Linked DNA regions of Mus musculus: region 1 is linked to region 2. Evidence: chromatin loops called from intact Hi-C (ENCODE). Cell type or tissue: heart. All regions are shown on one strand. Each heading gives the region's core, and the rest is flanking DNA. Links, peaks and the distances in the headings are about the cores only.

The links. Peaks named below come from ENCODE experiments on the same cell type or tissue, not always from the same donor. Only the 100,000 strongest peaks of a DNase experiment are listed, where the experiment ranks them.
Region 1: it touches region 2 in a loop (5-fold over the local background); 2 of 42 quality-filtered maps call a loop at or near these places.

What each region holds. Positions count from the first base shown.
Region 1 is chr5:30,681,572-30,684,481 of GRCm38, forward strand. It overlaps LOC115490283 (a small nucleolar RNA gene), which reads left to right and starts at 232; the gene lies at 232-377. In heart, for the core only: CTCF peaks have their summits at 1,621 (motif pointing left) and 2,593 (motif pointing right); no DNase peak of the experiment used is centred there.
Region 2 is chr5:30,422,209-30,425,118 of GRCm38, forward strand. The region is part of intron 3 of Otof (otoferlin); the gene reads right to left. Among named protein-coding and RNA genes, the nearest start is that of Otof, 38 kb to the right of the region's middle. In heart, for the core only: a CTCF peak has its summit at 1,527; no DNase peak of the experiment used is centred there; H3K27ac peaks cover 324 bases.

The DNA.
Region 1 (2,910 bases), core at 196-2,695, 260 kb after region 2:
AACCAAATGTATATTTTTTCATTATATTGGACACTGGGATAGATTCATACTTAAAGCTATTATAAATATAGGACTTTATCCTGCTTTAAAATGTACGAGATGTAAGTGTTTTTCAAATATTGTAAAGAAACCAATTTCAATTAAAAAATAAAGTCTGAATTTCTACATAATTCTATGGATGTATATTTCATGCATGTTTCAGAGAAAAGCCACGGCTAAAATTGGACCTTCAGCCCTTCTGGCAATGGGCAAAGAGCTTCATTGTCAGAGGTGGTGTTCTTCTATCAGTCAGGGGCAGAGCAGAAGGCAGGCCTTTGTTCATCCTAGCTTGATGCCTGGCTTGGTGGCCAAAGCTGTTTTATGACAAGGGCTCATAAAAATCAAATCAAATCCAGGCAGCACAGCATGGGAAGAGGGAGACAGAAACCTGCACACTGCCATGTCACCCATAGACCTGCCCTCCAGTCCATGGAACAGGCCAGCCATTGATACCCGTTTGCCACCACACCACTCAGCATGTATGGAGGATGTTACCTAGGGGCCTGCCAGCGGAGTGGCCAGCTTACAGCGGGAGCGGCCATAATATGAGTATGTGGTAGGTGGTCATACAGGGGAGAAAGAGAAGAGGAGTGGCTTGAGCAGCGTGAAGAGAGATGGAACTGGGGACTGAGGGTGGAGAGGAGGGGCCTACTGTAAGTGGCCAGCCCTGCCACCTGGGGCCATGGTGAGGACCCAGTCCATTCCATCTTTGCTGTGGACTGGGGGTGATAAAGGATATGAAAATATCAAGGGATGTTGAGGACTTTAGACAGGGTTTGAGAAACTTGAGTGGTGAATTCAGGACCATTGACTGGAGGGAGGCTGAGATTCCAACCTGAAGGATGATCTCACAGAGGAAGAGATCAGAAATTAGGTCTAATTTCTCTGACAAGTGTGCTACGGGTGCAAAGGAGGATCCCAGTTGGTGACCCAGAACTCTGAGGGCAAATCCCTCCTTTCTGTTACAGAGGTGGAGAAGGGACAGGTCATCACTGGCAGTGTGAGCTGGAACCTGAAGCAAGGCCTGTTGGAGATCTTAGAAGATGAGACTCTATAGCCTTGGCTGGACAGGAAATTTAGAAGAGCAGAGTTATTACTTTAGCCAGACAGATTGCATCAACATATGAAATAAGAGTAGATTTAGGGAGAGACAGAGAGTAGTAGGTCAGAAGCCAGGCCCTGGCGCAGTAAGTATGGGCCAGCCTGGACCCCCTAAGGTAGCACAGTCTACGTGTGTTGGGTAGAGAAGTGGGTGTCATGGTCAGTCCAGGTAAAGACAGAGACGTTGTATCTAGGTATCCAGGGGAGTAGAGAAGAATGCAACCTTGAAGTCTAGGACTGAGAAATGCGAGGTTCCTAAAGGGATAGTGGAAAGAAGAGTGTAAGGGTTAGCCACAACAGGATGGAGAGGAACCACTAGAGAATTAAGAAGGTGGAGATCTTGAACCAGGCAATAGGTCTTGTTGGGTTTTGTTCAGTGGCTGCTCTTCCAAAGGACCCAGTTCAAGCCCCAGCACCTACATCACAGCCATCTGTATCTCCATTTCCAGGGATCCAGTGCCCTCTTCTGGCCTCTGCAGGCACCAGGCATTCAGGAGGTTCACAGATCTTATAAGGGTCCATGATTTGCCAAAGAATGATACCCTGGACTCACATAGTATGTAAACACAAAGAGTGTTTTATTCTGCAGAAGTCCAGCCTGCTGGGGCCTCCAATTACCAAGATAGAGAGACAACCAAGTGAGCTTGCAGGCCAGATTTAAAGCACATTAGGGGATTCTGGGGTAGGTGACCTTTATCTTGTTCCATCTCTAAGGATATTCCATTACCAGGGTGTGGGGGCTGGAAACTGCTGCTGACCCATTGTCCTTGCCTCAGGGCAGGGGCAGGACCCCTTCTGAGGCCTGGATTTACCAGTCCTGGCAATTTGAGGCCTGTTGTAGAGCCAGCCTAGCCTTCTCAATAGATTATATTCAGGCAAAACACCCATATTCCTAAATATAACATAAAATAAAATAAACACCATAGATTTTATGAGAAAAATACATTGACAAAACATGTCAAAGTCTAATTCCCATGTCATGTGCCATCTTAAAAGTGAGGGGTAATTATTTGGAGAGATTTGGGAACTAGTAGTGTATGTATAAGAGCTCTATAAACCTAGAAGAGACGTAAGGAAATAAGAGAAGATAGACTTCAGTTTTCAAAGACAATGGCAATCAGTGGAGGCTCAGTCATGTCCAGTTTTCTACTGCTCAAATATATTTCAGCATATATTCTGCTCTATATGCTATGAGCGAAAAGAAATCTGGAGATTTTATCTGAGTCTGGGTGAGATGCAGGAGACTTTCTGGTGGTGAAGGTTCTGGGTAGTTGTTAGCCTGTAGGTTTCTCTTTTTTCTCCAATATTTCCATGTATGTGTACATATGCATGTTTTCATGTATATGGGCACACATGTATATGGACATGTGGGTGCAACTTTAATTTTTTTCTAAACCTTTTTTTAATTGTATTTATTATTTAATGTGAGTGCTCTGCTGCACATATGTCCACCTGCCTGAAGGGGGCAGCAGAATCCCCCTATAGATGATTGTGAGCCACCATGTGGTTGCTGGGAATTGAACTCATGACCTCTGGAAGAGCAGCCAGTGCTCTTAACCGATGAGCCATCTAACCAGCCCCCAAAACCTTCTTTGAACGATGGTTTTTCAAATGCTCTAACTTCCTTTCTAGCCCACCACCCATCAGAGGTAGTGGAAAAGAACGGTTATTAGGGTACAGGGGAAGTAGACCTGTTTAGAAATGGTTCTTGTGAAGCAAATCCCATCTGTGTTGTCAGGAATTCAGTGGTTCAGTTCACAAGTCGGCAGT
Region 2 (2,910 bases), core at 252-2,751:
GCAACTAATTAATGACAAATATGAGTGAGTTCTGACAAAAACATGCTTGTTGCTTATAAAATACTAAGGGAGAACACTGTTTTGTTTGTTTGTTTGTTTAAATTCTGAGGCTAGGAAGATAGTTTAGTGACTGAAATGTTTGTCTCATGAAAGTGAGGACCGGAGTTTAGATCCCTAGTATGTCTGTCTGTCTGTCTGCCTGTCTGTCTGCCTGCCTGTCTGCCTGCCTGCCTGCCTGCCTGTCTGCCTGCCTGTCTGCCTGCCTGCCTATCTGTCTCCCTCCCTCCCTCCCTCCCTCCCTCCCTCCCTCCCTCCCTCCCTCCCTCCCTCCCTCCCTCCCTCCCTCCTTCCTTCCTTCCTTCCTTCCTTCCCTCCCTCCCCCCAAAAGGTCAGGAGCAGAGGTGCTCATCTCTAACTCCAGCATGAAGAGGCTGAGATAGGTGAGCCCCAGAGCTCATCGATGGCCAGGCAGTCTGGCACAATCAGTGAGCCCTGGTTTCAGTGAGAAACCCTGTCTCAAGAAATGATGAGGTAGATAGAAATAGAGAAAGACACCCAATGTTGACGTCTTGCGTACATGTGTGCAACACAAGCACATATGTGCACACATGGGGTGGGAGAGGAAGAGGAGACATACATTTGTATACACATGTGCACATATACACATGAACATGTATGTCTCCCCCTCCAGTCCTCCCAGCTGTGTCAAGAGCACACAGTGGGAACAGCTGTAAGAGATGATTCTGACATGCTTGCCCCCCAAGCTCACGGCCTCATTGAGTCGCACGTCTCCCATCCCCCCGTGCTAAGTTAAGACTTAGGGGTTTTTGATTCTTCCCAGAGAAGTTCCATAGAAGCTTCCAGTCCCATCTTGGGTTCTCGTCACTTTGCAGATACACATGGTGGGTGGGTGGAGCACTGAGTCCTGAGCTGGGGTCCAGGAGATCCCAAGTCACTGCTAGGGAGTTTATGTCCTGTCTTTATAAAGAGAAGGGGTAGAACACCAAGTTGGTGAGATCACAACAGTCAGCAGTGGGCATGAAGGAACGCACTGGCCTTGTAAAGGCCTCAAGTGCTTGGCTCATCAGTGGCATCAATGGAGTCTTGGGGATGCGCCAACTCCTCATAGACCTGCTGTCACTGCTGGTTTGCAGCATTCACTGGTTTCTGCAGTGCATACACTCACAGCACACCCAATTTTAATATTCTAACAGTTCCCCCAGAGGGATCTGCTGACTCTGCAGGCTACACCTTTAGGCTGGAGGTGGCGGTGGGAGAGCCCTGAGTATGTGCACTTTCAAGCACGGTGATGCTGTTACTGCCACTTGGGGCACACATGGAGAAGCTGTCCTACCCTGAGCCTTTGCTGACAGGCTCTTGTGAGTCCTTGTCACCCCAGTAAGCCCTGCCAGGCAACTGCTGAGGGCTGGAACTCAGGCACATTTGTTCTCAATCTGAAACGCCCGAGAGTAGCCAAAGGAGGTGCCTAGGATCTACTAAGGTGCTGCAATGTTACAAAACACCCCCCAGGGGGCAGGAGGGAGCCATTCCCCTGCAGTTGCTGAGAGAGCCTCTGGTGATGTCTTCTACATTTCTTTTCCTTTACAGTCTGAGATCCTAGACTCGGGAGGGGCTTGGGAGGAGAACTTGGCGAGTGCGAATCCTTGAAATGACCCCTCCCATCAAGCTTTCAAGCCTCGTCCAGACAGGAAATGGAAGGCAACACCAGTATTAATACTGCAATCTGTTTCCACTGCTAGTCCACACCTCACTGCCTGCAACATGCAGCAAACCGCCCTCCTGGCCAATCTCCCATTCCTTGCCCCCTGGGTCAAGCTCTAAGGACATGTGATCTGTCATTCCATAAGGGAGGAGGCATAGACTATGGAAGAGTTCTGCTCTGGAATCAGATGTAGCAGTCCCTCAGGGGGCCTTCACCCCCGGTAGTTATGTGATGGTAGCTAGTTCTGCAACCTCTGCAAGTCTTGTGCTGTTTTTTTTCCTCTTAAAGATTCTGATGCCATCTCCCCCCACCCCCACCCTCCATGCTGGTGTGGAGATCCAGCTCTGTATTGCTGCAGGCCCTCTGCCTCACTGTCTCTTCTCCTTGCTATTGTGTGTGACCTGCATTTAGAGGGCTCAGCCAGGTCTGGTCTTCTCTGTTAGGTGAGCGCTAGCAACAGAGCCAGGCTGTCACTGACCCTTGAAGATCTTAAAGTGGTGGTGTGGTGATGGTGGTGGTGGTGGTGGTAATGCGTGTGTGTGTATAAAACAGCTCCCCTTTCCTCAAAAAAATAAACATGAATAAATAAAAGATCGTAACCCATAAAACAATAAAGTTTTAAATGGACAGTTGATATCTCAGTAAAGAATTTTTTCAACCTACTGTCTAGCTGGGTCTTGGTTCCCCAGGCTGACCACACATCCCTTATGTGGCCCTAGAAGCACACCCATTAGAAAGAGGGCAGCCCTCATGGAAACCCTACAGAGTAGCCTGGGAGAAGCCAGAATTATCAGGTAGGTGGGCAATGGGGAGGAGGCCTCAAGTGCAGATGGGCTCACAGACTGGCCACAGCAGAGCACCAACTGGGCACCAGAATCCTGTCAATAATTTATCGTCCTCCCCTGGGAGCTGGTGTCAAGTGCCCCGGGCTCAGTCCGGCTGCCACTGTGCTCCTGGCTTCTGAATTATTCAGAGCAGCTGGCATTCTTGGTGGAAGGAGCCATTGCCCCTTAAAGTCCTGGTAAGGCTACACAGGATACATAAAACCTCTTCCTAATATGTTTTCATGAAAGTTCCAGGTTTCTTGGAGAAAGCCCTGGTTCTAGGACACTTGGGGACCTTATGGTCCCTGGCCAGCAGCTTTCCACCCTTGTACCATGTCTTTACCTCCTGGCAGTCCCTAACAC